2 separate regions of the Homo sapiens genome follow, and region 1 is linked to region 2. The links are chromatin loops, found by intact Hi-C in ENCODE. Cell type or tissue: B cell. All regions are shown on one strand. Each heading gives the region's core, and the rest is flanking DNA. Links, peaks and the distances in the headings are about the cores only. Region 1 has its middle 48 kb from the start of LINC00593. Region 2 has its middle 98 kb from the start of TLE3.

The links. A loop is a pair of places that touch in the nucleus more often than their neighbours do. Peaks named below come from ENCODE experiments on the same cell type or tissue, not always from the same donor. Only the 100,000 strongest peaks of a DNase experiment are listed, where the experiment ranks them.
Region 1: a loop joins it to region 2, with 16 times the contacts of the local background. A loop is called at or near these places in 1 of 110 quality-filtered maps.

The regions. Positions count from the first base shown.
Region 1 is chr15:69,875,077-69,891,253 of GRCh38, forward strand. No RefSeq gene overlaps it. Among named protein-coding and RNA genes, the nearest start is that of LINC00593, 48 kb to the left of the region's middle. RefSeq lists an enhancer at 6,271-6,560. In B cell, for the core only: no CTCF peak of the experiment used is centred there; DNase peaks (open chromatin) are centred at 5,685, 6,255 and 6,925; H3K4me3 peaks cover 667 bases; H3K27me3 peaks cover 1,101 bases.
Region 2 is chr15:70,187,843-70,204,019 of GRCh38, forward strand. It overlaps the pseudogene RNU6-745P. Among named protein-coding and RNA genes, the nearest start is that of TLE3, 98 kb to the left of the region's middle. RefSeq lists enhancers at 2,780-3,282, 8,302-9,085, 8,882-9,161, 9,232-9,291. In B cell, for the core only: no CTCF peak of the experiment used is centred there; DNase peaks (open chromatin) are centred at 7,709, 9,109 and 11,839; H3K27me3 peaks cover 1,240 bases.

The DNA.
Region 1 (16,177 bases), core at 2,917-10,916, 320 kb before region 2:
CCAGAGGGAGAATTAGGTAAGTCAGGGCACTTCAGAGTGAAGGGTGATTCTCCTCCCAAGTCCCTTTGTGGCAGATGCTCTCCTGGTCTCTGGATGGAGGATGCTATGACAGTCCTGTGTGCCTTGTTAAACCCGATCCTCTTTCTATCCTCCATAAAAAAGGTCCTGGCCACAGCTGACCCCAAATACTGCTCTCATTCACGGACTTGGTGAGATCTTTGCTCTCACTACTCAGTCAAACTCCTTTACAGATGAGGAAACCGACGCTTAGAGAGGGGACATAACTTGATCAAGGTCCTCCGAAAATTTGGTTGTGGAACTAGGGCTAGGACACAGAAATTCTGGGGTATGACCTCTTCCTCTAGGCTCAAACCCTCTGACCCAGTCTCCTTGTAGTTGACAGGAAGCTTTCTTTAGGCCCAAAGGTTTGGTGCAGAACAATTTCCATCAGTTACCTCTGCTCCTCCTTCTTCATGCCCTAACAGTATACCAGGACCCTAACCTATACATCAAGAATCCCATTTCTGCTGTGTGACATTGGGCAAGTCACTGCCCTTCCCTGGGCCTCTGCACAATGTGGAGGTTGCAATTCCTGTTCTCTAAATTCACTTTCCACTCTGATTGTCTCAGACTCAGCACCTGTAAGACCGACATCCACATCACTCCACCCTTGGTGCTGAACAATCCCCGGGCTCATTCCAGCCTATAGTGACAGATCAGAGTTCCCTTCTACTCATGCATCCAGGCTTCATGGCCCAGTCACTGAGCTTGAGGGATGCAGGGCAGACATGGGGCCCTTTAATGCAGTAATGTGTACGCTATGAGCTTATATTGCAGTCGACCCACCACACCCTCTCCATTACAGTTTAGTTGGATAGACTACAATCTCTGTGGAGACCCCTGAATGCACACCCACTCCTGAATCACCCCCAAATCTATCAGGTCTCCTGTTGGGAACCCCGAAGAAGGCCACTCTAGAGCCGGGGCTCCCTTGGCATGACTCGTATCGTGTCATTAGCTGTCAGGAGTAGACTCTAGAGGCCGCTCCAACCCCCATGCACACACACACCGCCTTGGGCATCATCCACACACACCCACTCCCACCCCACAGGAATCAGTGTTTGGAAAAGAACGAACACAGCTCCTGCTTGGGCCCAAGTGACTCCCTGCCCATGCAGCCACATCCAGCCAGCACCTCCCACGCTCCCCTGGGGCCACGCCTGCAGAAGGATGATAAGGGAATCGGATTCTCCAGCGACACCAGAGGCACAGTCCAAAGATCCAGAATATTTAGCTGTGTTTACTCGCAATAATCAGCTTCTCAAAGACATGTCGCCGGGCAGCTCTTGCTACATTGATTATGCCGCCTCATATTTTTGGCCCCCAGGGGCAAACAGTTCTGATTAATATTTCACAACACCATTTTTTTTCCATATTCCTTTCTTCGCGTTGTTGCTTTTCTCTCTTTTTATTTTTTTCCTCCTCCTGAGCCCCTGAGAGCCTGGTAGAGAAACATGGAATATTTCACCGTCTCTTGTGTCTGCCTGCTCCAGTAATCAGCGGACTCAATCACGCTTGCAGTGTTTTTATGAATTAATAACAGGCACTTTGGAGGGCTAGCGGGGGAGGCAGGAAACGCAATCTATGGAAGCTTAATGAGCGCCGTGGGGAGCAGCTACCTCCGCCTCCAACCCTGCGACGCTGTGCTCTAAATCATCGCTTCTGAGATCACCCACTTCCAGACCAGCCTGGACAGCTTGTGTGGGACTCCTCAGTGACCCTCTGTCCCTGCCAGGTCCTCCCGGGAAGCGGAATCTGGAAGAGGCAGCCTCAACGCTTCGCCATTTTAATTCGAAAAAGGAAAGGGAGACAGGGGCTCTGGTTTGTCCCTGTCATTGGGTGTGCTTTGTATCTGTTGCTTTTTGATAAATTGGGTGAGGAGCAGGTAAGAGTAGGGCATAGGGATCCACGGGTGATCTAGGCAGGGCCACGCATGGGGTCTTGCTGTTGTAGGTCTAGAAATGTGTTCTTTTTGGTACTCCATGGTGTCTAGATTCTAATAGACTCATTTATGCTAACTAAAACCCCAAGGATTTGAACTGTATGTTCTGAAATACCACTTAAGAAAAGAATTTTCTGGTCTGTCATGGTCTGACATACAGCCCCACTGTGTGTGACCAACACTCAGTTCATATTACGTGAAACTCACCAGTTGAATCTTGTTTGATGAGACAAGACCAGTCCACTGACAGTGTGCATGGATGTTAGGGCAATGCCAAGTGACCACATGAGTCTCTAAGGGTTTTCTCTCAATGTCCTTGTATTCTGGTAACAAACAGGTCGCAGGCCCCTATCCACATACCACACTTTGAACAGTACTGGTCTAAACCTGAATGTCACATTCATAATTTGCAAAGGGAAATATAGCCAACAAATAAACCAGGACCTCGTGGCTGGGGTTGGAGCAGTCTTTACCAACAGGATGGGGACTAGTCAGATTCTAATCAGAAAGTTGTATTGGAAGCAAGGCATGTGTTGGTTCTTCTTTTATTTCTTTCTATTTTGACAAATGTCATATCTACACAAAAATAGAGAGAATTATATAATAAACTTCGTGTATCCATCACTGAGCTTTGGTCATTAAGTTGCATATTTATGACAACCCTGTCCTTGAGCTCAGATGACCACATTTTCCTTGAAAGGCAGGCTCCACCCACCAAATGCCATGTGTCCGAAATTCAATGAGATCAGTGAGTTGGTCTGGCTTCCCTCTTTAGAGATGCCGTGCAGCTCACCCCTCCCAGGAATTACCCCCTCCCCAGTCCTTCTCCCCGAGGGAGGACCCAAGAGTCCAGGTGGGAGAGGCTCTTCAGTCACACATTCACGGATAATCACTTGGATTCTTGTGCTAGATGACTGGTCTTATTCATCACATTCTGATTCTTCCTAATTTCATACTCATGCTAACCTGAAGGACCTGAGAAAGCCAGAAAGCAAGAGTTTGGGAAGCACTGTGTATTTTGACTTGGGTTTTGAAGGCACCCTGCCATGAGGCCCTCCAAATGCAAGTATGTATTACAAGCAGTGGGAAAATGTCCAATCTCTTCCTCCACTCCCTATACTGGGCGCTATGCTGTCAGTGGAGCCCCAAGCAGAAGAGAGCAGTGTCTGCCCTCAGGGGGCTCCTAGTCCAGTGTGTAAATGCTGGTGATTTCTGAGAGTGAGCTCTGATCACTTGGTGAGGTTGTGAGTCACCTATCCTCTGCGAACCAGCTACTGGAGAAACAGCATGGGGAGGAGGATGATAAGGATGATGATAATGGAGGGGGCAGGGGGAAAAGTGGGGGAGAAGGAGAGGGACAAATAGAAAGAAAGAGAGAGAGAGAGAGAGAGAAACAGCATGCCCACACACCATTCAGACACATAAAGGCAGGGGGGAGAGCTAGGGCCTCTGAGAAAACCTGAGCTGAAGTAGAACACAAGGTGAGGGGAGAGGGAACCTGGGGTTCCAGGTGTGAGCCAGAGGGGAGCGGGGGATTCAGGCCCTCTTGGGCCCTGCGGGCATGGGCCCCAGCAAGGTCTCAAGGCCCCATCTTGTGTGTGCATGTTACAGTTCTTCAGAGCACTAACCAAGATCCCACAAAAATACAGATCCAAATTTAAAAACAGCAGCCCTATGTATTAGTCATTTTCTCATGGGGGAGAGCTGCTTTTTGCCAGAAATCCTCCCAAACCATCACACGCCGCAGGGCTTAGGCCTTCCACCAAAGCCTGGTTTTCTGGGGACATTTGGGCTTGCTGTTATGTATCACTGCTCTTCCAAATGTGGTCCTCGTAGTGTTGGCATCACTTGGGATCTCCCTAGAAATGAGGATTCTCAGGCCCCGCTCAGGCCCTCTGAATGGGATTCTGCATTTTAACTCCCTCCGCTTGTCATTCGTGGGCACACACAGGGGTGAGAAGCGTTGGTCTATCCCACACTTGGGGAGCACCTGCCTGGGACACTGGCTTCTCTTTATCACACCCCTCCTTCCTCAGCCCCATCCGCAATGGTTTGCTGGTTTGCTGCCAGCCAGGAAAAGTCCATGTCTCAGGCCAGACTCTCAGAGGCCCAGAGATAATGGCTGAATATTGATGCCTCCCAAATGCATTTTAGCGAAAATGTCTTAAACATGTAAAAGCCTTTAACATCCCAGGGAATAAATTTCTAATAATGACATTTCAGGCCCTTTAACATGCCTTGGCAAAACAATATTTCTAGATAGGAGAAGATGCCTTCCTAACATTGCTTACATTCTGTCATGTAATAATAACTGGAATTTGTACAGCATCTTCCTTTCAAAACATGCATTTGTTACTTCTCATTTAATCCACCTGTCACCTGGGAGGTACGCCAGGCAGCTTTCAGGATCCCTATTTTACAGGTAGGAAACTGGAGCTCAGAGAGGTTAAGGGACCTGCTTGTGGCCACCTAACTGAAGAGAAGCAGAGGCAGGTATGGACCCCCAAATCACCTGCCCCCAATCCCTGTGCTCCTTCTGGGCAGACTCACAACTTCCAGGACAATCCTGCCGGAAGGTACTGTGTACTAAGGGAGGTCTTGTGGTGTTTGCAGTAGAATCCCATCTTAAAAACCCCAGGGCCAGGTGTCCAGTTTAGCCCAACAAACATTGTCCTCCCTCACTGGGCCCTAAACTGGGTGAATGAGACCCAGGCCCTGCCTTTGAGAGCTTGAATATTAGAGCTTCATTTTTTTTATTATTATACTTTAAGCTCTGGGGTACGTGTGCAGAATGTGCAGGTTTGTTACATAGGCCTACATGTGTCATGGTGGTTTGCTGCACCCATCAACCCATCATCTACATTAGGTATTTCTCTTAATGCTATCCCTCCCCTATCCCCTCACCCGCTGGTAGGCCCTGGTGTGTGATATTCCCTTCCCTGTGTCCATGTGCTCTCATTGTTCAACTCCTGGTTATGAGTGAGAACATAAGGTTTTGGTTTTCTGTTCTTGTGTTAGTTTGCTGAGAATGATGTTTTCCAGCTTCATCTATGTCCCTGCAAAGGACATGAACTCATCCTTTTTTATGGCTGCATAGTATTCCATGGTGTATATGTGCCATATTTTCTTTATCCAGTCTATCATTGATGGGCATTTGGGTTGGTTCCAAGTCTTTGCTATTGTGAACAGTGCCACAATAAACATACATGTGCATGTATTTTTATAGTAGAATGATTCATAATCCTTTGGGTATATACCCAGTAATGGGATTGCTGGGTCTAATGGCATTTCTAGTTCTAGATCCTTGAGGAATCACCACACTGTCTTCCACAATGGTTGAACTAATTTACACTCCCATCAACAGTTGATGGAGCAGAGATGTGTTCTTACATCACAGCCTCCCCAAATAATATATGAATGCTTTTTTCCTCTAAGAAAGCAGCTATTTCTCTCCTTTTCAAGATGAAGTAAAAATAGCTCAGCTCCCAGATCCCACCCCCACACCCCCAGCCAACAGCTGTCCCCCAAGATGCCTCTGGCTGGGCTTTGCTTGAATCTGACATAGGCCCCTTGGGCAACGCATTAGCACCTTTTACGTCTCACCTTGGCCTAAGAGTTTTTGGTACAAAGCCAAACTTCAACAAAACTTGAAACCATTTTTTCTTTCTTTCTTTCTTTTTTTTTTTTTTTCCAGCAACACATTTAAATAAGCTTTTCTCAAATTGGATTTAAGGCAGTTTCACTTCCCTCTGCTCTTCTTCAAATCAAAACTTACCTTTCCTGTGTCCCATTTCTTCAGAGTCTTTCAGATGATTTAAAGCTCATCTGTTAAACCACTTTGCATTTAGAAGGATTTCACTAATATTAGAATAATATTTTACTCCTCCCTGAGAAAAATATGCCTTTCTAAACTCATCATTGCCTTAATCCAGCATTCCACAAAGTGTGTGTCTGCAAAGCACTAGGTCTGAAAAGGGCTTTGTGAAAATATTTTTCCGGTCAATGTGGTTGGAAGATCCTGCATACTAAGTCCCCACCTTGGGTCATTAGCATAGTAAGGGCTCTGAGAAGTCCTGCGGGGTATAAAATGCTTTACGTTTGTTTAAATCAGCATTGCCCAAACTTTTTGGGGACAGACCCTCTTAACGCTTTTGCACATCTTGAATCCAGGTGCCACCTAACACACCTTTGGGAAATTTTGTCAACATCCAATGGCTGACTCCCTTTGAGGATTTCAGGTCTGCAAATGGGTGAGGCAGGACTTCCTCTGTCCCTCCAGTCAAATCACCCTGCACCCTGCGTGCTATTCCCCTGGGCCTCTCCTCATAGTCTGTTGCAAAAGCAGCAGAAGGTGTCCAGGCTGTTTTCTGCCTTTGCCTGGCTGTATGACCATACTGCAGTGACTCAGCCTCTCAGAGACTCACCTGTGAAGTGGGAGGGTCCTGCTCCTTCTATCTCACGGGCAACAGGGAGGCTCCGGAAACAGCCTATGTTTCTAGAGCACCTCAGTATTCGTCATCCTAGATTCTACAGGGACCTAAGACCATTGGTTTCTTAAGCAGTGGACAGTAGGGAGCAAGTCCAGCCTTGCTTCAGAGTGGCTACTCCAGCTCACCAAACTCAGGATGACATTTATGTCCTCTCACATTCCTACCAGAGGCCAATCTTGGAGCTATAGCACTACTCGGAATCCCACATTTTGGCAATGATGCCCAAGATCGTGCCTGGTACTTATTGTGGAAGGGGGATGGGGCCAGGTCGTGGGAGAGGGAGGTGGTGCACCCCTCTCTGCCATCACTTCACCAGCGTGCAGTCATCACAGCCTGTCCTTGGCTTCATCCTTCCCCCGAGCCACACCTGTTAGCAATCTGCACTGGCGTGTGCAGTGCCTGTGCACGACAGCCTGGCTGTAGAAATCCCGGGGGAGTTATTTTTGTCGCTTACATACATACCTTGTGTGCAGTCAGACGGGGGTGGTGTTTATGTCTCAGCTCCCTTTTGCAAAAAGAAAAAAAATTACAGTGGAGCTAGAAATGTGTACATTTTGAACAGCCGCCCTCATGCACTGTGTATATAACTCTGCTGCATGAAATTTAAACATAAACTCGAGTTTTCTGAGATTGGATGGAGGAAAATTTGGCCATTGGCATCACGATTATTTTTCTGCACCAACTGCCAAAATCAGGCATTAAAATACAACACTTCCACCCCCAGAAAAAAAAAAAAAGAAAAAAAAACCACATTCACATCTATACAACCTAATTTTCTCTGGGGACAAGGTAGCTGTTGTTGATATGACATGTTTTTGTAGCACAAATGTTGGCTCTTCAGCCCATTTTGCTCTTTTATATACACTCAAATGTGAAACATCTGAGAGAACACACACCATCAGTTCAGAGCATTCTCCCCTAGCCTTGCTGTGAGCTGAGAATCTGTACCAGACTCCAAGACAAACTCTCCAGGAGCTGAGACTGTAAGGTTTGATTAACTGGCACAGAGGGAAAAGGGTGTCAGGCTGCTTTCAGGGTCTAAGGGTGGGTGATCTTGGCATTATTATAGAAGATGGTGGTACAAGTGGGGTGGAGAAAGGGGAGGTAAAGGGGATGTGTCCCTACTATGGCCACTGGAGAAATAAACAAAGCTAAGGCAAAGTCCATTGGGATTCAGAATGATCTTATGTGTGTGCTAAAAAGGGAGATGATGATGGAGACACATGCAGGCTTTGGACACAGATGGACCCGAGTTTGAATTCTGACCTAGGAAAGCTTCTTCCTGAAGAGGCTGCCCACTCCCTGAGCAGTGCAGGCTACTTCCTCCCGGGTGCCTGTTGGAGGTGCTGCACCAGCAGCCCAGACTTGAGTGTGAGTGGTCCCCTATGGTGGTCTTCATGGTTTGTTCCTTGTATGGTCAGCAGCCATTTTGGATTCTTCCTGCCTTCCTAAAAGGCAGCAAAGGCCCTTCCCTCACCAGCAGCCCCGATTTCCACCTCTGATACTCACATCACAATCAGGTCTTCAATGGGAGGGTAAAAAAGTTGAAGACTGTGATTCTCTTAGCTCGCCAACTTTTATAATACATATTTCTAAAGTTTGGAAACTCTCTTAATTCTTTATTTTTTTACTGCTATAACAAAATATCTGAGACTGAGTAATGTATAAGAAACAGAAATTTATTTTCTTACAGTTCCAAAGGCTGAAAGTCCAGGATCAAGCCCTGGCATGTTCAGTTGTCTGATGAGGGCCGCTCTCTGCTTCCAAGATGATGCCTTGTTGCTGTGTCCTCCAAAGGGGACAAATGCTGTGTCCTCACCTCTTCTTGTATGACAGAAGGGAAGAACTCCCTCAGTCAAACCCTTCTATAAGAGCACTAATCCTATTCACAAGGGCCCCACCCTCATGACTTATTCACCTCCATCGCCAGTGTTTTTGTATATTTCCTTTGAGGACTTGGAGAATTTTTTTGTTTTGTTTTGTTTCAGAAATATCCTTCTGCAAGGACAGCAGGGGCTATGCTAGGAGTGATGCAAATGCACCAAAGGGAGAAGCAGAGGAAAAGCCTGGACAAGGATCCAACAGACTTGGAACAGAGAGGAAGGGAGAGCTGAGTCCAGGCTACCTCCTTCCAGTCATCCAATTGCTGGAGGAAGAGAGGTCAAGAGGGAAAGACAGAAAGCTTCTTAGAGTGTCAAAGCAAGAGTCAAGGTTGCAGGTTGTGGAAAAAACGGGTTGGTGGGGTCTTGGGAGGGATTGGGAGGGTGGGGGAGGTAGATGTGAAACAGGGCTCTCAGGAGGTGACGTTCCCTGCCCTGGGTAGGCCTGAACCAGGCAGATGGCTTGGAGTGCGGGACCCTGCTAACCAACAGTCTGAAAACAAATGGCACAGGAAGCCCGCTGCCGGTGAGCCCAGTACCTACTCACCCTGTCCTCTCTCATCTCATCACACGGCACCTCCCTCTCTATCTGCAGCTCATGCTCACTGAGCAACCTAGTCACCCAGGCAGGCCACCTGATGTTTTCCATGCTACCTCTGTGATTGTCCAGAGTGGCATTAACCCACTGAGGAATCTGTCAGGCCTTCAGCACAAGGTTCTTGACTATTGTGTGACCCTGGAAAGAAGACTCACCAAGGCTTGGCAAGGTTTGGTTTGAGGAATATCAAGGATCCCTTCCTGCCAAAGGCCATCATGCCTGTACTGCCACCATTCAAGCACTTTAAGAGGCAGTATGATGCTCTGAGCACTGGGAGGGGAGTCAGGACCCCTGGGTCCTGGTCCAGGATCTGTTCTTCTGAATTAGGACTTGGAGAAGTCATTTCACACTCTGAGTTCACATTTTTCATTTGGTTAATTTAAAAAAAGAAAAGATTGGTTGGAGGCAAAACAGACAAAGCAAAGACTTGCTCCAGGAGTGAAAGGCCTAGAGTCAGTTGTACACACTACGAATGGGCCAAGTCCCTTAGGGTAAGCACTGCTCACGCCCCCTCCTCTTAGGATTTTTTGAGCCATTAGAAGTTGCCATTCTAAGACCTGAGTGTGGATGAGTGTATTAGCCCCTATCTGGGGAGCCAAGGAGCTTAGGGAAGGGAGTTGGGTGCTCAGAACCAGGCTGAACCCAAGATCAAAAAAAGGAGATGGGAAAAATAGGGGTAGGGGTGCCTCAGCCTCACTGGAGGAGCTGACCCAGCCCCGGGGCTTTGCACTGGACAGAGTTTGCTTCCATGTCCCATTTGACCCTAACAACAATTCTGTAAGTTATTGTTATTGTTATCCCCATTTTATCCATGAAGCCCTTCCAAGGCTCAGAGAGGTAAAGTGGCTTACCCAAGTTCACACAGCTGGAGGAGCCAAGTCTCAAAGCCAGTTACACTTGACTCCAAAGTCCAGGCTCCTTCCAGATCTCTGCACTGTGCAAGCCCAGGGGTGAAATGGGGCTCTTGGGGTGGGCACAGGCCCCCACTCTCCCCATCCTCTCTTGTGTCAGCAGCATGGTGAGCCCAACACTCTCACTAGGAGACAAAATTCATCTGAACTTGCCTCCCATGGAAGGGCTTTGTGGAAATCTCTGGATAGAGGAGACATTTTCCCTTAGTGGGGGCAAGAGAGGGAACTGGTGGCTGCTTTCAGAGGGCTGAGAAAGCCACATTGTGGGCTGATGAGAGGCAGTGCTGGTGACCCTAGGAGATGGCAAGGCAGGTCCAGAGGGAAAGGCTGAAGTTCGGTGTTGGAATGCCAGTGCCTGCCTCTTACCACCCAACCCTTCTCACCTCCTCCACCCAGGCCCCCTCCTCCACTGGCTCCCACACATTCTTCAACACCTCTTTAAAAATTAAGGGTGCAGTTGGGGTGGGGGCAGCTTCTGAAACAGATAAGAGGTAATTGCCTGCCTTTGACTCCTCTTGATGTGAAAATGGGATTGGAATGACTCACTCTAGTTGAAAGGTTAGTTGAAGGTTATTACAGGAAAATTGTTATTCATACATTTTTTCTGTGCGGCCGGATAGCCTAAAAGATTAAATTCACAGAGTGCATAATGACCCATCAGTGCGGACAATGGTAGGGGCGTCCCCGGGGAGGGGAGATAACCGAACAGAGACTTCTCTGAATAATTCATGCTCCAGTGCAGTGGCACTAACAGATTACATGAGGGTTTTCATTAGAAAGGAGAGGAGAGAAAGGCGCTTTGAAAACAGCCGGTGTGTTTCTCAGCATCGCAGGCAGCTCTGGCCCAGTTCGCTGTGGCTTCAATTAACGCCTGTCCCTACATCTTGGCGGCCCTGGGAGGGGGAGCAAGTGGGATAAGAGAGCTTCGTTGTTCATCCCGCAAGACGGGCGGGTGACAGACGTCCCACTCCTAAGTGAGTCTGGGCTACCCGGCCTCATTCTAAGCCTTGAAGCTCTCAAAGGGTGGGCAGGCCTGGAGAAGAAGCTGAGCAGCCTGTGGGGCTCTGGATTTATTTAAAAAATAAAGACGTGGTTATAGAAAATTTGGGTTTATTGAGAGTGTGAGAGAGGTGTCTTCTTCCTGTCCCATTGATCACGTCCCAATTGGTGCCTTTTCTGATCTTCCCAGAGGATGCAAGGGTCGCCCACCCACCAATCATTTGTGATCAACACTTGTCAGAGGGGGAAGGGTCTCTCGGTTGCAGATGGGCAGAAAGGGAGCTGTGGATGCAAACAGGGCTCAGAAGGTTCAAGACACCAGCTTGGGCCTCTAGAGGATTAGGATTTAAACCTCAGTCCTGTGAGCTTGGGCAACTGGTGTCTCTGTTCCCCCATCTGTGAAATGGGATGAAATAACTGCACTTACTCCAAAGAGCTGTTGGGAGATTACAGTGCTTGGAAAAGGCTAAGTGCAGTGCCTGGCACCTGGCAAATAGGAACTCAGTGCATGTGGAGCACTTCTTCCCGACAGATCTTCTGGATTGACTGGTTACATTGGTCTCTTTGCCTGAATATGACAATCACATATTTGTTCCTTCACTCACTCATCCATCCATCCACTCAGTCATCCCTCCTTTCCTGAGAGGCCCACTCTATGCCTACCCTCAGCTGGGCACTGGTTCCAGAGAACTCACTCTCATGTGGACCCATCCTCCCAGAGCTCCCAGCATGAGGGAGATACAGACATGTGTGCCAGCTTCAGGGTCTCCCTCCTTGACCTAGAAAATCCAGCATGGCAGAAGAGAGACCGTAAAAGGTAAAGAGAATCCTGCAAAGATTGCCTTGGGAGCTCACGTGGCTTGAAACAAAATGAGATATAGAATCTTGGGCAAAACATTGAGAGCTCAGTGCGAGCATGAGTTGGCACAATATTCCAGTGGGCAGTGATCCAGGTCATCTTTTCTCAGATAAGGTCATGGAAACCCATGGAACAAGGGGGACTTGCTCAAGGTCCCACAATTAATAAACCACCAAGACTCAATCCCAGGTCTCCTGCCCCCTCCCCACCTTCGAGTTTTTCCCTTCTGCTATATTCTCCAACTCCAACTTTGTCTAAAGATGCTACATTTTGGTAATGTTTTACTTAAGACTTTGAAAAAGATTGTCCTTTCCATTTAAATAGTAGTTCATCGCTCACTTTCAGTTTATTGAAGCTTATCTTAAGTGGGCACAGTGTCTCAGTTCCTATCGGTGGATCATATGTCATCACACCCAGTTGGTACTCAAGATAAACAGCTGTTGTTTTCTTAAGCCCTAATTAAATCCTAAATCAAGCAATTAATTTATCCCCTAATGCTTATGATTCGAGTATATGGATTCAGATCATCCTTTTCTTCTCCTTCCCTCCCTTCCTTCCACATCTATGTAATGAGCAGCTACCTTGTGCTGGCCACTGTGCTGCCACATTTAGGGACCCAGGAATGACCACAGTTCTCACCTGGAACAGCCATATTCATCGGGTAGAGAAGAAGGTCAGGTCAGAAGCATTTCCCCTTTACAATGAGTGCACATGTTGGGAATGCACAGACCTGCACAAAATCCCAGCACTCCCCTTGCCAGCCAAGTGTCCTCAGCCACGCTGCAGCTTCTCTGAGCCTCAGCCCCCTCTCCTTCAGGGAGTGGGCTATGCTATCTCCCTCTCAAGGCTGCCATGGGGCATGAAGTGGGAAAATATCTAGAGGCTCTCAGCTTTCTAAGAAACTAGTGGTGATGTCATCTGATGTGATGTTTCAAGGGGTCAGTGTGGGAGAAGCCACTCTGCATTGGAGAAGCTGCAAGGGTTTCATGAGGACTGGGTATTGAAGCTGTATCTAGAACTACAGTGGGATTCAGACAATGTGGGGCTCAAGGTGGGAGGGTGCCCCAGGCAGAGGGACCAGCAGGAGAAAAGGAAGGAGGAAGGATGGGTGCAGAGCATGTGAGAGAACAGTAGGGTGTCAATTTTACTGGAGCGTGGGATTCTGGAGAGTGAAGACTGCAAAGAGGCTGGGTCCTAGAGCAGGTCACCAAGTTTGAGTCAGAACAAACAAACAAACAAACAAAAAAGAATGTTGGATATGGATGGTAAAACCCATTCTGATGAGGTGTCAGGTGGAACTGAGGAACAAGATGTTAGAAACTAAAGACCATTCTTGTTACACACTTGCCAAGAACTCGGCTGAATTGTGTCCATGCCCAAGGACTTTATAGAAGGTAATATTTAAGAGTGATGAGCTAGGATATCTGGTGAAAGAAATTTCTAAGAAAAATATTGAAGAAGCTATGTGCCTACTTTCACCTGCATATAGTAAGATACAAGAAGAAATAAATAGCAAGATGATATTTGTAATTTAAAAGAAGTGGAATGGAAATAGTTTGAAATTTTTAGCCTGGCCATGTAAAAAATAAAAAAGCATTTTAGAGAGAGCAAATCAAGGGTATGGCCAAGTGACCTTTGCTAAGGAGATTAATATGAATAGAAGGGATCCTCAAGACAATGGGAGAATGACCCTCAAAGCATTTGAGAGATCTTCAAGGCTGGCCTTCTCATCACAGGCCCAGAGCTCTAGGAGGGCAGAATGGTTTCAGGGAACTGCCCAGGGCACCCTCCAAGGTTTTGCTGCCACCTCGGGACTCTGACGTTCTGGTGCAGCACCCCTTCAGCTATCCCAGTCACAGATTAAGTGAACCCAGATGTGGCCCAACTCACTCCTCTGCAAGGTAGAAGCCATAAACCTTTGTGGCATCCACATGGTGCTGACTCTGCAGGCTTGCATAATGCAAAAGCTGTGGGGGCATGGCTACCTCCACCTAGATTTCAAAGGATATCTCAGACAGCCTGGGGGTCTAGGCAGAGACGTGTCACAGGGGTAACACTGCAGAGGAGATTCTTTCACCACAGAGAGTCCCCTACTAGGGCAATACCTAGTATAGCTGGGGGAGTGGAGCTACTCCTGAGACCTCAGAACTGGAAAGCTACCAGTGTGCAAAGCCAGCCTGGGAAAGCTGCAGGCACAAAACGCTAACCTGAGAGCTGAAGCATGGGCTAAGCCTAGTAAAACCACGAGAGCAAGGCTACCTAAAAAAACCTTGGGGCCCCAACCCCCTATCAGTGTGCCCAGGATCCAGGACATGAAATAAAAGATTATTCTCTAGCTTTAAGACTTACTGTTTTTCCTATTGGGTTTTGGATGTAGTGGGGACTAGCTACCCCTTTCTTCTGGACTACTTATCCTTTTAGAAATGGGAATGTCTATCCTATCCCTGTACCACCATTGTATTTTGGAAGCACATAACTTGTTCATTTCACAGCTGAAGAGAAATTTGCTTCAGGATGAACTGTGTCTTAAGCCTCACCTACCTCTGATTCAGATGAGACTGTCTCTAGATTTTGGACTTTTGAGTTGGGACTGGAACAAGTTAAGACACTAGGGGCTGTTGGAATCGAATGAATAGATGTAATTTGTATGTGAGTGAGTTTTGGGAAGGCAGGAGTGGAATGCTAAGGTTTGAGTGTCCCCTCCAAAATTCATGTCGAAATTTAACTGCCACTGTGACAGTATTAATGGGGGAGACTCTTAAGAGGCAATTATGCTATAAAGTCTCCGCCCTTGGGAATGTATTAATGTCATTATATCAGGAGTAGGTTAACTATCATGAAAGGAGATTGTTAGAAATGTGAGTTCAACCCTCTCTGTTTCTCACTCTTGGCCTTGCTTCCCCTTCCTCTGTTTACCATGGAATAACACAGCATGAAGGTCCTCACCAGATGCTGGAGCCTTGCTCTTAGACTTCCCAGCCTCCAGAATTATGAGACAAATAAATTTCTTTTCTTTATAATTTACCAGTGGCATTCTGTTATAGCAACACAAAATGAACTAAGACAAACATTGGGATCAACGTGATGAGCTTGATGTAGCCTATTTTGGCAAGGATCTGTGTTGCAGACTGGCATGCACACTGTCACAACTTTGACTGAGGAGAGGCAGAAGGTCAAGATAGTCTAAAAGTAAGATGCATTCTCCTGTGGAACTCCTAATGGTAGGGCAAGGATTCCCAGAACCCACTGAGCAATATGAGTACCTAGAAAAGGAAGAAAATATCTGTGGTTTCTGTCCACCCAGCATCTCCTGCCTCTCCTTCTGGCAGTAACACCCCACTTCCTTTGGGAAAACAGCTCCTCCCCTAGTTGATATATTACCCCTGGGGTAGCCATAAGTGTGCCAGCCTAAACACATCAAACTCTGACTCCTGCAGTTAAGCTTTCTCCAGATAACACACCACAATTAGGACTACATCTTCCTGTTGTTAAATCTCCTCTAATATTTTCTTTGGTGAAAAAAAAAGTGATTCTCTTTGTATTGTAACTAAAAAAAGTCTTTCTGTACACATTGAACCTCTAACTGCCTCAACACATACACAAACATTTTGTTCAAAGTGACTTACCCTCTAGAGTAAGACACGCAGCAAATTAGGGGGTGTCATATAATCTGATCCATGAATCACCCCGCCCTCTAGCTTCTGTCATTACTTTTTGTGTTGAGGTGGTTGGACAAGGCATGGGTACCTGGTTTAAGCCAGACCAGTCAAAACCCTTATTCTGAATTTGCATGAGTCAGGAACCCTTCATGTGGTTGTACCTTCAACATGTGGCCTTGGTTGCTGGGGCTTGGAATTGTCCATAGCCATGTAGACTAGAGAGGCAGAGGGTCCAATTTGAGCAGCAAGGGGAAAACGAAGATTTTACCAGGGATGAGAGATGAAGGGAGAGACCAAATGGCTTCCTGTTCTGATCTGTTCTTGAAATCAGGAAGCTTGAGTTCCTTTAGATTCTGTTAGACATCCCTATGTCCTAAAAATAAATCTCCTCTTTCTCCATTTAAGCTAAATCCAGTTGGTTTCTGCCTCTTCAAAATGAAGACTTCTCTATAAAACATTCAGGTTTTTGCTAAACTATAAAATGCTTCCTCCATCCTTCTCTTCCTTGTCCTCCTTTCCCCATTTCAATCAAATGTGTGATCTCTGACACATGTATATTACGCAGAATATCAAATATAGGTCAATGGATGTCACCATGGTAAAACAAGCAAAAGAAAAGCTCACACTTCTCAATGCTTGTTAGTAAAAGGATACAACAATGCATTCTTCCCCCCTGCTGGTGGGGGGGTCATGAAGGTCAGCCCATGCTTTGGCGTGTGAACTTCTTGTTCCCACCAAATCAGTCAGCTGAAGTGGGAATGTTTTATTTAAGCAGACAT
Region 2 (16,177 bases), core at 5,198-13,197:
AAGCCTCTTCCTTCATGCATTGAGCCAGGTCTCACTCACCTTCAAGGCCTTTCTTCCAGGAAGATTTATGGGACTTGCCAACCTCCTCCTGCCACACTCTCGCCCTGTCAGTGCCAGTATACTGGTCTACTCTAGCTGCATAGCTGTCTCGGGGAGACCAAGCAGAAGGAAACAGAGAGCAAGCATTCTCTCTGTGTGGCCCCAAGAACAGCCGGCTCTTCTGTCTTCTCTGCACATTTGTGAAACTGAGCTGGGGTGGTAGGATGAGGGCTGGACCGGGAGTCAGGACACCTAGCTCCTGGACCTGGCTTGGTTGAAGGCCTGAGCAAGCCACTTTCCTCTCTGACCTTCAGTTTCCCCATCAGTAGAATGGTGAGGTTGGGCCTGGGGGGCCTCGAAGGGCCTTCTAGCTCTGACATCACTGAACATAGACGCCTACCACAGCAGCAGCTGGTTGACGAGAGCCCAAGGGATGGTCACTGGTTACCCCAGGCAGGGTTGTCTGAGCAGTGTTCCAGATGCAGGATGGCTGGGCCTCCCCAGGGGTGCAGATTTTCAGTGCCAGGAGCAAGATGCTGGCCAGGAAAGAGGGAGCAAAGGTTACTGGAGGTCAAGAGCAGAGCAACAGGTGGAACCAATGGCCTGTGTTTGCCAACCCAGGCTGGGGTGAGAGGGAAGAGAGCACTGGGCAACCTGGCCAATCAGAATGAGCATGACACTGGAGGTCTGGGTTCGAGCTGCGCTCTATCACTCAGTAGTGACAGGACTTTGGGTTAGTCATCCAAATACCTCTGGGTCCAGGTTCCCACCGTAAAATGGGGGAGAACAATTTCTACCTCACAAGGCTGTTGTGAGCATTAAATGATAGCACATGCTTGAAATGGTTTAGTAGCATCTGAGCTTAGCACATCATAGGTGCTCAATAAGTCCTCATTCTTTCTCTCCTCCTACCCTCTCCAGTTTCCACCAAATACATTTGCTGATCTGGCACCAGTGAGCCATACGATGGTGAATGTCAGGTCTTCCATTCCACCTGCCAAGGTGTCCGCTCAGCATGCCACAGTCCCAACACTGTGCTGTGCTTGCTTTCTTGGGGTGTCTGGTGTGGTCTTTTCCTTCAAGGCACTTAGAGTCTGCTGGAGAGACAAGACCACATTCATACTTACACAGACTAAGAAATGGATAAATGACATTTCTCCATTACCTGGCTTTGTTGTAGGCCTGGGAAAGCCAATTTCAATGTCATTGTCCCAAGAAATGGATAAATGACATTTCTCCAAGAAATGGCCCATGGATAATTCAGAGCGTGGTGGTTCCGTATGAACCATAAGCACTAGAGAGATGGGGGTTTCAGAAAGCAGGGTTCAGTCTGGATGGGAGTAACCAGAGCAGTGGAGAGGCTAGGCTGCCTGTAGCCAGCTGAGTTGAGAGTAGCAGGGCTGGATTGGGACTGGGACGGGCTAGACATGGGTCAACTGCTGAGGCCAGAGGGTCTCCAGGGCACGGTGAAGCTAGGGCTTGAGGCATGCTTCTGTGGGGAGAGCCCTGGAATGCTAGATTGCAGGAGTCCAGCTCTCATGGCTAAGCCTCCTGAGCTCAGGCATGTGGAGCATGATCTTCTTCCAGGTAGCAGGTGGACAAATGGCCTTTCAACTTTTGCCAGGATTGGCTGGCATAGGATGGAGCTGATGAGAACAACTGTGGGCTATGAGGAGATGGGAGGGTGGGGCAGGAGCCAAGGTGGGGGCTACTCCCTGGACAGAAATTCAACTCCACCTCCATCTGTCATGGACCACCCCTGGCCACACAAAGGCCAAGGAAATGGGATTAACACGTGCTCAGCACCTATATGGTGCCAAGCCCATGCCTGACACTTCACCTTCAGAGGCCCATTTTCCTCATGCTGGCTCTATTATCTTCAGATCCCAGATAAGGAAACTGAGGCTTAGGGGGGGTCAAGGCCCAGAGTCTTGCAGAGAGGTGGTAGATTGAAGCCCTGCAGTCTTCCTCCTGTACCATGCTGCATCTCCATGACTTAAAGGTTGCATGCTAAGGCTTAGCATGGACTCCAGCTCTCCGCCATCTACCTCCTAGGTTGAAACTCAGCCCATCGCTGTTGAAAGCTTGCACCATGCCCTAGGCCGTGTTCCTCATTTCATCAGCCACAGTCCTGCTGGCTCATGCCTGGTTACACACGCAGCCCCCTGGAGGGCAGGGGCTGGGTCTCATTCCCGAGCCCAGTGCAGCCCTGGCACAATTCCTTCCCAGAAGCGATTCTGGTAATTGGAGTGAGTGGTGGGTGGAACTACCCCACCCAGGCAGGTGTGTTTCTGGAATCCATGGCTGAGGTGGTTGTTGACAAGTCCGGGAGGGAGAGAGGGCGAGGAACTGCCTGCTTCCCCCAAACAGGAATTTTTCCTAATGGGCTGAGTTCTCAGCTGATGAGAGAGATGTTGGACGGACCCTAACAAGAGAAGGCTCTACATGCAGCACCGAGTGAGTAATTAGATACTAACTAATTTGCATTTCACAAGAGAGTCAGGGATGTTGGGGGAAAAAAAGCTGCAAAGGCCTATTGGAGAAGGGAACGCTGGGGACAAGAAGCCCCGACAGAGCCAAGGAGGAGCGGCGGTGCAGGCGTGCTGCCGGGCATTCGGTGGCACAGCTGTGGAGATGGCGGGACGGGGGCAGAAGGTCTGAAGGTCCCTGCAATGCCCTCGATGGCTCCAAACAGCAGCCTGGGCTGCCTACCATTGCCTTGGGATGCTTTTTTATTTCCATTTGGAATGGCCAGGAGGGAGACAGGAAGAAACTGAGACAGAGATGCATAGATAACTCCCAGTTTCTAGAGTAGGGTTAACAAAGTTTATCTGTAAAGGGTCACCTGGTAAATATTTTAGGCCTTGTGGGCCGTACACTTTCTGTCACATATTCTTTGTAAAAGGTACAAAAATCATTCCCAACCAAAACAGACCACTGCTGGCCTTGATGTCTGGGTCTAGAGCTTCGTTCTCAAAATGGAACGTAAGGCCCAATATCCATTCTGCATGTCTAACAAGTTCCCAGGTGAGCATAGAACCCACTTTAATTACGGAGAGTGTGAGATCACTCTGCAGTGTGGGGCCTGCACTGGGAGGCCAGCCATTTAGGAACTGCTGATGGAAGATGCCTGCCTTGTTTGCAGAGCACAGTGGTAGCTGTAGGTCCACACACTCGGAGCTCCTTCCCGAGAAGGCCCTGCTGCCCATCTGCAGGGAGTGTAGCAGGCAGGCAGCCCCAGCTGTCAGCTCCTTCAGGGTGTCTACCTCAGCTGCAGACACCCACCTCCTTTGAAGTCATGCCCTCCCTGGGGTAGCCTGCATCTGGCGACTGAGCAGGATGCGAGTGGAAAGTCCTGGCTACTTCAGCTAGACACAGGATGACCCCCTGCTAGGTGACTGGGGCTTGGTCAAACCCGCATTGCAGTTTGCCTTCAATCTCCTTTGGCTTAATCCAACTTCTCTCCTTTTCTTTCACTGGTGCAGATCTTTAATAAACCCCTGGGACCCCAAACTCCCTCCCAGAGTTCACTCCCACAGAACCAGCCTGTGACATAGGCAATGGGAGCGCATCCTGGTTGAGGGCAATGGTGGCCACAGGTTGGGGCTTGGCACCAGCAAGATTCGCCTGGGGGCAACTACACACCACTGTGGAAACTAGAGGCATCTCAGGTCTAAGACCTCCCAGCAGTCCCAGCATGGCCAGGAGGAGGCGGGGCAGATGGAAGCAGGAGCGCAGTGGTTCAGGGTCTGTTAACCTGGTCTGGCCTCGGCCAAAGGGGCTAATGTGCTGTGTGGCTCTGTGCAAATCACTGCTGCTCTCTGGGTCTGTATTTCCTCAAAAGTAAAATGGGCCTCACGAGCCACTATACTGGCTGGTTTTCCTGTGGCTGCTGTAACAAATCACCCCAAACTTGGTGGCTTAAAACAACAGAGGTTTATTTCACAGTTCTGGAGGACAGAAGTCAAAAATCAGCATCACTGGGCTAAAATCAAGGAGCCGGCAGGGCTGTGCTTCCTCTGGAGGCTTTAGAGGAAAATTTATTCTCACTTCTTCCAGATTCTGGGAGCTGCTAGCATCCTTTGGCTTGTGGCCTCATCACTCCGATCTTCAATATCAGCATCTTCAGATCTTTCTCAATTCCCATCACTGTCTCTCTTCTGTGTGTCAAATTTCCCTCTGCCCGTCTCTTGTAAGGACACTTGTGATTGCATTTAGGACACACCCTGATCATCCAGGATAATCTCCCCATCTCAGATTCTCTAACTTAATCACATCTGCAAAGACTTTTTTTTTTTTTTCTCCAAATGAGGTCACATTTACAGCTCCAGGATTAGGACCTGCTGTCTTTGGGTGCCGCTATTCAGCCGACTCCTCTTGCCATCTGTCTTCCTCATAGGCTTTTCAGCTCTGCTTGAGTTCTCCTTCCTGAGCTGCAGTTCTAGATGCTGGCCCATACCATTTGCTTGCACAGCTCAGATATTCTCATTCTGCCAAAAATTATTTTTAATGTATATTGATTAAATATATGGCTGTTCTGCTCACACTGTTGGTCTTATTGGCAACTTCCACAACTAATATTTACTGAGCACATACTGTATGCTCCGTGTTTTACTCGAATTATCATTCTCCCGCCCAAGGAGGTAAGTACTGTTATAATCCGCATCATGCAGGTAGGGAGACCAGGGACAGAGAAGTGAAGTGGCCCATGTCCACCGACATGGTGCTGGGAGCGGGAACGCTCTGGTTGTCTGAGTAAAGGTCCTTCTCATCTCCCACACATACTCCCTCCCCAGCATGAATAGGGCTTCTATTTGGAACTATTTACAAAGTCCGGTTGTTTTTGAACTTTGGAACAAATTTCCTATCAGATTCTACACATTGCAGACATAACACAGGAAGGGCTGTTCTAGAAAGCTGAAGATCCAATTCTAAGAGCCAGGGGGATGCGGTTCGTTTTGGGCTGCATTTGTGACTTCTGCCATCAAGCCAAGCCCAGGCAGGGAGGAAGGGGCATCCCAGGCTCTCATCTGCCCGTTTGACAGCACATCTCCATGGCTCTTAATTACTCTTCCAACTTTGAACTGTTTGGGACTTTGAAGATCAGCCCTTGTTCCTGTTAAATGTTTAGGTTGAGCTTCTGGGTTCAGCGATTTATTCATCAGCAAATGAGCCAGCACACGTTGCTAGTCATAGACACTTGTATTTACGCTTTGTCCTGACTTCAATTTCAGACCCTAGAAGTACTTATATGTAAAAAATTGTGTCAGTCCACGTAAGAAAACTACTGTGGGAGTGTTTACAAATGATTATCTTGTGCATAAGCTTCTAAGATTATCTTCTAAAACCATAAAGTGCTCGCATCAGCAGCACACAGACTAAAAAACTGGAACAATACAGAGAAGATTAGCATGGCCCCTGTGCAAGGATGACAAAACTCATGAAGTGTTCCATATAGATTTTTAAAATCCCATAAGTAGAAAAGTGGATGGGCCCCTTTAAGAGTATCGCCGTCGAGAGGGAACTGAATTTTAAAAACAAGCATGCAAGCAAACCTCAAGGTTAAAACGTATGAAGCTGGTCTATGCACATCTTATTGCTCTGGATGGGAAGAGCAGCAGAGCAAATGGGCTTCAGGGGGTTGGGGGCATGGAGCATTTGCCAAGCTGGTGCCAAGAATGGATGCAGGCACATGGGAAGGAAGGGTTGTGCTGGCCATGGGGGGCTTTGTAGACAACACCGAGGGCTTGAACTTAATTTTCAAGGCCACAGGGCACCTCTGCAAGATTTTAAGCTGAACAGTGACGTGTTCATGTGCTTTAGAAATATTTTTCTGGCTGTGATAATGGCCACAGCAAGAGGTGAAGAGGGCCTGGATTCCTGTTGATAAACAGTAAGGACTGGGTTTGAGCGAGAGGCCAGTCCAGCTAGGAGTTGGCTATAGAGGGGGAGCAGGGGGAGAAGGGGAGAAAGACGTCCCTGTGCAACTTGAGTGAGTGTGGGCACGGTGGAGTCTTTCCCAGAGATGGGACACCAGGATGCAGAGAACCAGCCGGACCGTGCACGTGGGAAGAAAGCGCAAAGGCAGTTTCACCAAGAGGGGAGCTACAGGTTGGGAAGAGGCTATGGCTGAGATGGATAGAAAGTGCATGCTGTCCCCTCTGTCATGAGGCAGGATGCCGAAAACTGCAGCTGGGCAGAGGCACAGATTGAGGAGGTGGCCGCAGCAGGCACCAATGGGAGAACTCTGGGTCAGAAGCCAAAAGTCTAGGCCTATTCCGTCCTGACTCACCACACACCTTCGGCAAGGCACATTCTTTCTCTGCCTCAGTTTCCTCATCTGCAAAACCCCGGAGTTGAATCACATTGAGGGTTCCTCAAAGGAGATGGGCTGGTGAGGGACATCCTTGAGCCCCTGGAAACGATGTGCAAAATTGTGTGCCTATGCCCCCTTTTGCAGAGGGGCTGGCAGGGCCACCTGAGGAGGGAAGTGACATCAGATGTCATAGGCCACACCTGCAGTTGGAGACATGCTGGTAAAAATTGCTCTCTACGTATGCCCAGGATGAGTCTCATCTCACCCAACCAGTTCCTGGAAGGCAGAGATCTAGGTCATAGGATGTGTCTCGACACCCCATGGGGGTCTTGCAATACCTGTGGAGCCAAATGTGCTGGCATGGAGGAGCCTCAGCACATCTGGGTCTTCTAGGAGAGACCCCGTCCCCTGGTCAGTCCAGGCACGTGCTCCCTACTGGAGCCCCTGGGGCCTGTCTCTCCCTTCTCCACCCTGCAAACTCCTGCTCCTTCTCCGTGCAGCCTTTTCTGTTCCCCTGGAGCAGCCCTGATTTCTCGCTGCATTGGGATTTCCCAGGCGAGGTGTCTATACCTCATGCGCAGCCTACTTTTCGCCTATCTGGGATGGAGGTTGTTTGCATGTTCCCTCCTCTTTCCTTCCTTCCTCTGCCACATAGGCCTGTTTTTGGCAGGGACCATGTCTTAGGCACCTCAGTGTCCCTAAGTGTCTCTCTCAGTGACTGACACATACTTGGTACTCCATAAAAGTTTCTGTAGTTGTCTTAACTTATGGAATGACTGCCAGCAAAGTATTTCTTGTTTCCAACCCAGGCTCCTCACTTGCCCTGCTTCCCTGAGAGCTGCTGGGAGGACCAGCAGCAGTGGCCAGCACTTGCAGTGCCTGGCAGCATTTGCAAGGTCCCTCATGGGTCCTTTCCCACAGGGTCCCAGGATGATGAGCGTGAAATGAGACCAATAAAAGATTGCACAAATCTTGTTGGACTCACACATAGGATGGAAAGCAATATCCATGTCTGAAACATGTTGGAGCAGGCCTTCCACCAAGCCCTTTAGAAAAAGGGTTGTATGTGTTGTGTAGAGCAAACCTGGCTGACAGGCATTAGCATGCCCATTTTACAGATGGTGAAACGGGATCTGAGAATTTACGAGCCTTGCTCAAGCTTCCACAGCTATGCCAATGCCGCCAGCCCGCCATCCCTGGGGTTGGAGCCAGGGCATGTGGGGTGATGTTTTTCTTGGTCGTGAGCAGATGGGCTAGTGCCCTACCTGCACAGTCTCACCGTAGCTCACCCTCCCATACATCCTGTTAAAGGTCCAGCCAAGATCCACTTCCCTCCCTCGTTTTCTTGCCTGGGTTTTGCCTAGTTCCTTCTCTTCATGCACCACAGGACGCACTCTGAGCAGGCGGGGAGGCCCGTGAGCCTGGCAAACAAGCTATTTGCTCTGGGAGGTGGGCTGCTTCTGAGGACAGCACAGGGTTTCTGGGACAGTGCTGAGGAAGTCACCCACAGCCTGGCTCCCTGGCTGAGTGGACGGTTGAGGTGGCCAGAGGAACTTAGAAGTGGCCCTCCAGTCTCAGGGGGAAAGGCTGGAGGGCTGGAAAGAAAGCAAACTCTGTGATTGAGCTGTGGGAAGCCTGGCCTGAGCCCCAGGGCCTTGCTGATGGCAGGCTGACTGCTGGGGCACCCCCAGACAGGCCAACGGAGCCAAGCCGACAGCCGGGAGAGAGGCCTGCTCTCCCACACACGTGGGAATGAGGGCTGCTGAGTCACTGCCCAGCTGGACGCAGCTCCCACTGAAGGCTGGAAGGAAGGCAGGAGAGTATTCCCAGCCAGGCTGGTGGCCTCAGGACACCCTGAAGTTAGCTGAGCCCTCTAAATGGGCCATGGTAGCCCGGGCTGCCCCTCGCCCTGCTGAACTGATGCATATTTGCCTCTTGCCGGCTTCTGGGGAGCTCCAACCAGGCAAACAGCCCTTCAGACAGGACATTGGATTAGAGGTCAGATCCCTGAACTTTGGAAAAAAACAATCCCAGGGCAAGTCACTTCATCTCCCATGTCCTCACCTTTCCTCTCAGTTACATGGTGAGGCCAACAGGGAATACGGGAAAGGTCTTCACAGGTTGCCCTGCATATAATAGGATTCAGGCAGGCTAATGGCTCTGCTCCAAGCCTTCCCCTGAGGAAGGGACAGCAGCCCGGCCCCCTCCTCCCCTGGCCTGCCACTGTTCCCCCCTTAGCCAGTGTCATCCCTGCCGTGTGCCCTTCAGAGCAACCAGGCCCCTCCCAGGGAGAGTTCCTGGGGAGGAGCTGGGGTCACCTCCCGACCCGGGCCTGGCCTGGAATCCACCTTTCACCTCGGGCAGTGGGCAGAGGAGGGCACTGGCCCTGCAGGCGGAGGCTTCTCTCCCCTCCAGCACCAGCAGCACCCGCTGGGAGGCCCAGGTGTTGTGCAACTTGAGAAGCAGCTAAGCCAGTGGACCACTCTGCCAGGACAAGAATCAACAGGAAACCTCCCCGCGCATCTCGTTCACATTCCAGGGGCACCGAGTCCAGCCCAGAGACACCGTAACAAGACACCACTCTGGCTGGCGTTGCCTGTGACACAAACCAATCTTTTATCTGCCATCTAAGCCTCCCAATTTGCATGCCAGTGACGTACCTTCCACCGCAGGGTGCTTTCCAAACCTTCTAGTGAGGCTGTGCCTCCTGAGCTCTGAGCAAACAGGGAGTAAGCGATCCTTTAGACACAGGAAGGCTTTGCTAATGATCGTCAGGCATGAGCCCTTCAAGGAAGGGACCCGTCTGTAGGCCCCAGCAGAGGACCTGACACCAGTGGGTGCCTAGGGAGCACTTAGTGGCAGTTCACTGAGCAAGCCACATCTCTGGGGATTAAAGAAAAGAAGGTGAAGCAGAATCTGGTTAAATGGGCCCATGTGTGCTTGGAGGAATCCCCCCCACCTCTCTCTCTCTATCACATATGCACGGGCCCTCCCCCTCCACACACGCATCACTGAGTTATTTCTCATGATTGGAGCATGATGCTGTGGCAATACGGAATTCAAGCCTTTTATCTCTCAGGCCCAGGATGGGAAAAGGACTCACTCAAAGTCACCCAGCAGATTAGTGACAGCACTTTTGATGTTTATTATTTTGTATTTTCCCATGTCCTGCCATTTCATCGCACAATTGTCCTCCTTCTCCATCCCACTCCCAGCCAAGTCCCTGCATCTGCTGCACTCGCCACTAGTTCCCAGTACTGTGTTTGAAATGCTTAGGGAAAGGGGATTGCTGGCAGAGGGAAGAGCACGTGCAAGCTCCCTGAGGCAGCAGGGAGCAAATGAGGTGAGCACCCCACTCCCGCCAGTGAGCAGGACTCAGAGAAGTGGGGGTCAGTGGGGGTAGGTGGGAGTCGGAATAAGATCCGACTTCATAAAGTTTGTTTCTGGATGTGGAGCTAGCAGCCCATGGGGCCAACTTGCTGCCTTCAGGCAGGTGAGTCTCCCTGCTTGTGACTAAGGAAGCTTCTGTAGTCCTGAGGCACGGAGGATCTGGGCATGAGCCTGCTGGGATGTGGGAAAGGGGCGTGTGAGAGAACCCACATCTCCTGCTTCCTAGGTCAGAGCACCAAGGAAGGCTTCCTGGAAGGGGCAGACTTTGTGTGGGGCCCAGAGGAGAGCTGTGTGAGCACCCTGGACAAGCTCTACGGATCTGGGTCAGGAGTGATGCAGGAGGTCACACCACAGGCGTCTTCCTGGACTGAGCACAGCTGCCCCCAGGTGTGCCTCAGGCACTGGGCCCAGCCTGACGTGTCTCAACAGGGTGGGGTTGGCCAGAGGCTGGCATGGGTGTGTGTTAGGGGAAACCAGCGGAGGAAAGGTGAGCCAGGGCTCCCTGACGTGACCTGAGAGATAACCCTGAGGTCAACCTGTAAGGGCCCCGGGGAGGAAAGGTGAAGGGAGCCTGGCGCCCTTGCTGGTTGTGAAATGATGACATCTGCTGTGGGTCTGGAACAAACACATAGTTTGCCACAGACCCTGATCCTTGGGGACCCTGCGGTCAGTGCAATTGGAGTTCAATACACACACGCACACACACACACACACATGCACGCATTGCGTACCTACTGTGGCCAGGCATTGTTAGAAGTGGTGGAGCCTCTAGGAACTCAAGAGTACAGAGAAGACCCATGCACTGCTCAGAGAACACAGGCAATAGAGTTTTGCTCGAGGAGTATTATTTTTAAAGTGCTACTGAAGCTCTCAGGAGGGAGAAAGGAATTCTGGTTGGAAAAGGCCAGGAGCAGCTCTGGTTAGATGCAAATGAGACATGAGTTGGGGCTGAACCATCAGGGTGGGGAGGAGGTGGGGTGGGGCAGGCATTTCTGGCAGTGGGAACAGGTTAGGCTCAGAGCATGGCGGAACAGGGAGGGGTCTTGTGTGCATGGAGCTGGAAACTGCGGTGAGGAGTGTGGGAGGTGAGGCTGTGCAGCTGAGAGGGAGGGTACCAGAGCTTTCTATTTTCCCGACATCCTCTGTTTTAGGCCAAGCCATCACACTTTTGGGATCCATAGCCTCAAGACTTCCACATCTGGGGAGGATATTCAGGGGTGGGCTGGATCCAGACTGTCATTCTCAAACCCAGGCGTGCATCCAAAACCCCAAGGGGTCCATTGAAACAGAGTCTCCCCCATATTCCCCCAGGGATTATGATTCAGTTGGTTGGGTGTAGGGCCTGTGAGTTTGCATTTCAAACTAGTTCCCAGGTGATGCCGATGCAGCTGATTGGTCTGTGGACCACACTTTTAGTAGCACCGGTCTAGTTTGCTCCCATGGGATCCCCTGGGCAGTTCCTGTTGGGAGGTCTCACCCCACTTAGCCCAGTTGTTTCTGGGACTGTCTTTGGGGCTCAGAGGCCTTGTGTGGGAGAAATGAAAGGGTACCCTGATTGTCCCCTTCTCCATGGCCCAGACCAGGCTGTGATACCCGGTAAAGCCCCAGGTCACTTCGTGGATCAGGAGCAGTGACAACCATGTGAGAATGAAGTTTTCTGGCACTCTGGGAATGGGGCAGAGGAGAGGAGCTCTGGTCCCCAGTCTCCCATCCAGAACACTGGCAGGGAGTGCTTCAAAACCGGGAGGAAGGAGCCAGGAGGCCCAGTCAATTCATATAGAGATGAGAGTGGGAAGAGGTGTGTATGTACATGCACACGTGCAGCCCAATACCCCTTGCAAAAAAGAACTCAGGGTTAGTTACAACCCTGGGCAAGTCTCTTCCTTTTTCTCAGGGTCATTTTCCTCCTCTGGAAAAAATAAGGGAGTTGGATTAGATGGTTCCTTCTGAGAAAGAGAGACCTGAGAGACTGTCCTGGTAACAACGTCATCATCTGATTAGCACTCAATTTAAAACAGCTAACAGACTCTCAAATTTTGCAAGCCTTGGCAATTACCGGGCAGAGCTGAAGCAGAAGCTTCGTCTGTGGGGACCAGCCCATCTATGAGGGTGTCATCAGCCACTCAGGGGACCTTCAGCATGAATAACATTGCCCCGAGGAAGTTTGTAATGCAAAACAACAGCAGCTCTTTCCCCAGCAGCTCCCCGATGGTCCTCAGAGGTGGTTTTCTGGAGTCCCTACCGGGCTAAGGGAGAGCTGTCTCAGGGGTTCTGCTGAAGCTGGCAGAGGCCGGCCCCTCTCCCCTCCCCACTTTCCCCCAGGGCTCTGCCCGCTGACACTAGTGCAATTACGGCAGCCTTCTGAGAGGCTGACAAAGAAAACGAAGGCTCTGAAACCAAGAGAAGGACCCCCAGAGAGCCCCCGGGCTGTGGAGGCGTCAGGAAGGGCAGACACAGGCGTGGCAGTCGGCCCTGGATTGAATCCAAGTTCTACTTTCATGAGCTGTGTGACCCTGGACAGCATACTTGACCTCTCTGAGTCTCAATTTTGTTATCTACAAAGACATCCTCTTGGTTGGTTTTGAGAATTGGCTAAAATGACAGAAATGCAATTATTTTGGAGAAACGAAAAAATTAAATCTACTGAAGCCTTCAACGGTGCCATGTTGTAGATGAAAGCTGTGGTTAAGGGCGTGGCATGTGGCATCTCAGACCTGAGTTTGGGTCGCAGCTACTTGCTGTGTGACCCTTGGAACCTCACTTAACCTCTCTGAGCCTTCATGTCTTCCTCTGTATAATGGAAATATTTATGGCATTTTCCACAAAAGGCTAACAGAATGAAAATTAAAAGAGGAGAGCATGTACAAACTGCCTGGCTCACAATAGTCCTCAAAAAGTTGTTCTTCTCATATTCCCCAGGCAGCCTCGCCTAGGAGAGAGGGTGGCACTGCCGTTATCCACAGCCAAGCGCCCGCCTCAGCTGTGTGCCACCACACCGCCCTGGGCAGGCCTGGCCAGGCTGAGGGGCACAGACAAGCCCACAGCAGGCTGCCCGCCCAGTGGTTAGCTCAGGAAAGCCTCAAATTATACAATTTATGAAACCCAATCCAGTTTTCCGACTGGAACGTGTGATTAGAGAGATTACACATTCACTGTTGCAATTATGGTAATGTTGATGTGTGGACAGATAACTGGCAGCAGGGCTGTTCTGAACTGTCTATTTATAGGCTGAAGATGCTTGCTATCTCAAGGCAGACATATGGGCCATAAAGGCAGGCGACAAAAAACAGGAGGGGGAGAGCAAGCCTCCCCCGGAATGAAAAGACACCAAAGGAAGCCATAATTAGGGCTGGGATCGGCTTATGTAAATCAGGTAATACTTTCAAAACAGAGATGAGATCTGGTTTTAATAAAGCGCATTGGAACAAATGGTGGAATAATGACTTAATAAATCTAAATACAAATATTTTGTTCCGTCTCCAAAATGAACAGCCCTGGCATCTGCCGAGCCTGGGCCTGGGCGAGGGGGCGGCACCGTAGTGTTACTGTATTCTTTCACTCCCTCAGCAGGCTCGAAGATTTTAATTTTTAGCCTTCTGCTAAATTACATGGGCTGTCAGTCAACTGTGGGAGATATTTTGAGTAGGGAGATTTATACAAACACACAGAGCACACTCGGAAGACTCCGCACAATATCTTTTACACCGGCCGGGATGTAAATCATAGGTTGTTGGGAACCCGATTACAGCTCTTCTGGAAATAGACTGCAGAGAAACCATTAGTAGCAGGAGGAATCTGGTGGCCCTCTTTGGTGCCCACTCACCCCAGTAGTAACCAGAGAAGCTCTTTGCTTGTTCTTTTTAGTACCTTTTCCCATGACTTCCCATCCCAACTCCATCCTCCTTCCCATCCCAACTCCAAACACACACACACACACCTGCGGGTTGGGTTTGGCCCAGGTGCTATGAGTTTGCAAACTCTATGCAAAGCCATGGCACACGGCCCAAACCCGACCCACAGGTGTGTGTGTGTGTGTGTGTGTGTGTGCGTTTTGCTCGGCTAAACAATGTTGGCCTGCACACAGGGCAATTTAAAAAAATTAATGAAGACATTTTGAAATCAAGACATTCCCCATAAAATGTATATTTCCAGCTTCTCCTGATAGATCTGAAAATCTAGCCAGCAACGTGCAGTTTGCTGTCCTGCGTGGTGACAGTGAGTGGAACTGAAGATGTCAGGTGAATGTGGCTTCCACTGCTCCTCACTGCCCCACAATCCCCATGCTCCACCTGCTTTACTTATGTTGTCTGCCTGGTCTCCAAGGCCATGACATTTTTGACCACTGGTATAAATTCATCCCTTTTTACACATGATGGTCTGTGGCTCAGGAAATGTATTTGAAAATCACAAATAATGTATGCATAAATCACTAATGCATATATTATTATGCACTCAAATCTGGGTTTATTAAATAAGAAAAATGAAGACAATATAATATATAATATTAACGTAAAATTAATGTCACAGATATATACGTGTGTGTGTGTATATATATGTGTGTGTGGGTGTGAATGGAGAGAGAGACAGGGAGAGAGAGAAGGGAGGTTTCAATGATTCTTGCTTGGGAAAGACTGCTCTTTATTCCATTCTAGTCTGTTTCATCTTTTTCAATAGATGCTGGTTGTTACACTGATGTTCTTAACTTGACAGAGTTAAAAGCTGGTAACTTTATGCCAGTCCCCTATATTTTACTGATCTGTGAAATCCCAAAGAATGGGTATTCCTTGCCCCAGTTATGAGATATTTGTGGATTCTCAGAATAGGAGGGCAGCTCTGAGGGCATCCGCTCATCATCCATCCATCCTTACATACATCTACCTGTGTGTCCCTCCATCCACCCGTTCACTGATACTTGTTCATCCATGTGTCCATACATTTGTTCAACTGTCCATATATACATACATACATCTGCTTGTCTATCTATCCATTCATACATCCGTTCATCTGTACATCCATCCTTCCACCTACCCATCTATACATTCACCCAACTGTCCAATGCCCAGAGCTCCCCTTCCTGCTAGTCTGCCCTCTCCAAGTAGATATCCAGTAAGTCTTCCTGTTCTGGGCAGCTCTGGCTGTTAGAGAGTTCTTCCTGTGGAAACCTGTGTCCTCACTGAAACACGTGTCCCTGTGACTTCCAGCTGTCAGTCTGCTTGAGGGCTTTGCAAATACTCAAACCTCATACCTCTGTCAACTCCTTAACAGAACTCTCTATCCTCCTTCCTCAAGCTTCATCGCTCATCAAAGGCCACAAGTCTTTTCTTCTCCTGGACAGATTCCTTGGAGCCCTTCCATGAATCCTTCTGTAACAGGAATTTGGAACTTCTTGGCCAGGCTCCCTGTTCTTCCTCATGATGGCATTTCACTGTGGGCCCTGAGCATCCCAGAGTTTAGTGGGCTCTCTGCTCTCTCACCATGGATGCTGTTTCTATGGCCTCATTTGGGGTCTGGATGTCCTCATCTCACTGGTGACATGTGGGTTGTCAGGTCCCCCAAGCCTGCTAGTTATTTTCACACATACCACTAATTTCCCATGTGGACATCAACAGTGACCATGGACCCAGCTGAAAAAGTGCATTTTTGGGGTTTTATTTTCCTGCCAGAAGGGATTAAAAGTATTTCCTCCTGTTAAACATTATTTTCAACCACTTGCCATCAATGTTAACATCCTCAACAAGACCTGGCTTTATGCAGCATGAACTGGTTGGCTTCCCTACAAAGAGGAATTTCTGGGTCTGAGAAGGCCTCTCCATGCCCCAACCCCCAATACTTCTCTTGTCTGCAGGTGAAGCTTGGCGTTTCCCCATTAGCACATCATTGATTTTGTAAGGCTTTGGGCCTGGTTAGGATACTCATGTGCCCTTGAATGGGAGGTGGGTTTACATCATGCTCTATTCTTGGTCATTTATGCCACGTGTGGGGACATGAAGGTTTTTAAGGTCAAAGTTTGATAGAAGGTGAAAGAGAGCCGCTAGGAAGGCCTGGTCTTGAGCTGGGGTGGGAAAATAGACAAAATGGAAAGCACAAAGTTCAACTTCACTCTTTTGCCTTAAATGAGGTTGAGATGGTTCTCTCAATACTCAGTGAATCTTATGCTTTTCAGTGCCCATTGTACAATGCCACCGCTTCTCAGAGGCTCTGCCTTCCTCACAGCATGCTAAGGTCCTTGGCTTCTCTTGTGTTCCTCTCTGAGCCCCACTCCAGGCCTGGTGCTCCTTTCTCACACATTCCTCGACTAGGACCAGATGATCCATGGAGACTCAGCCCTGGTCTTCCTATGGGCTGCACTCCGAGATGGGGGGACTCATCCACTCCGAATCACCAGCAGCTACCTCGGGGCCCCCTGCGACACTGATGAGCCAACCAGCGTGT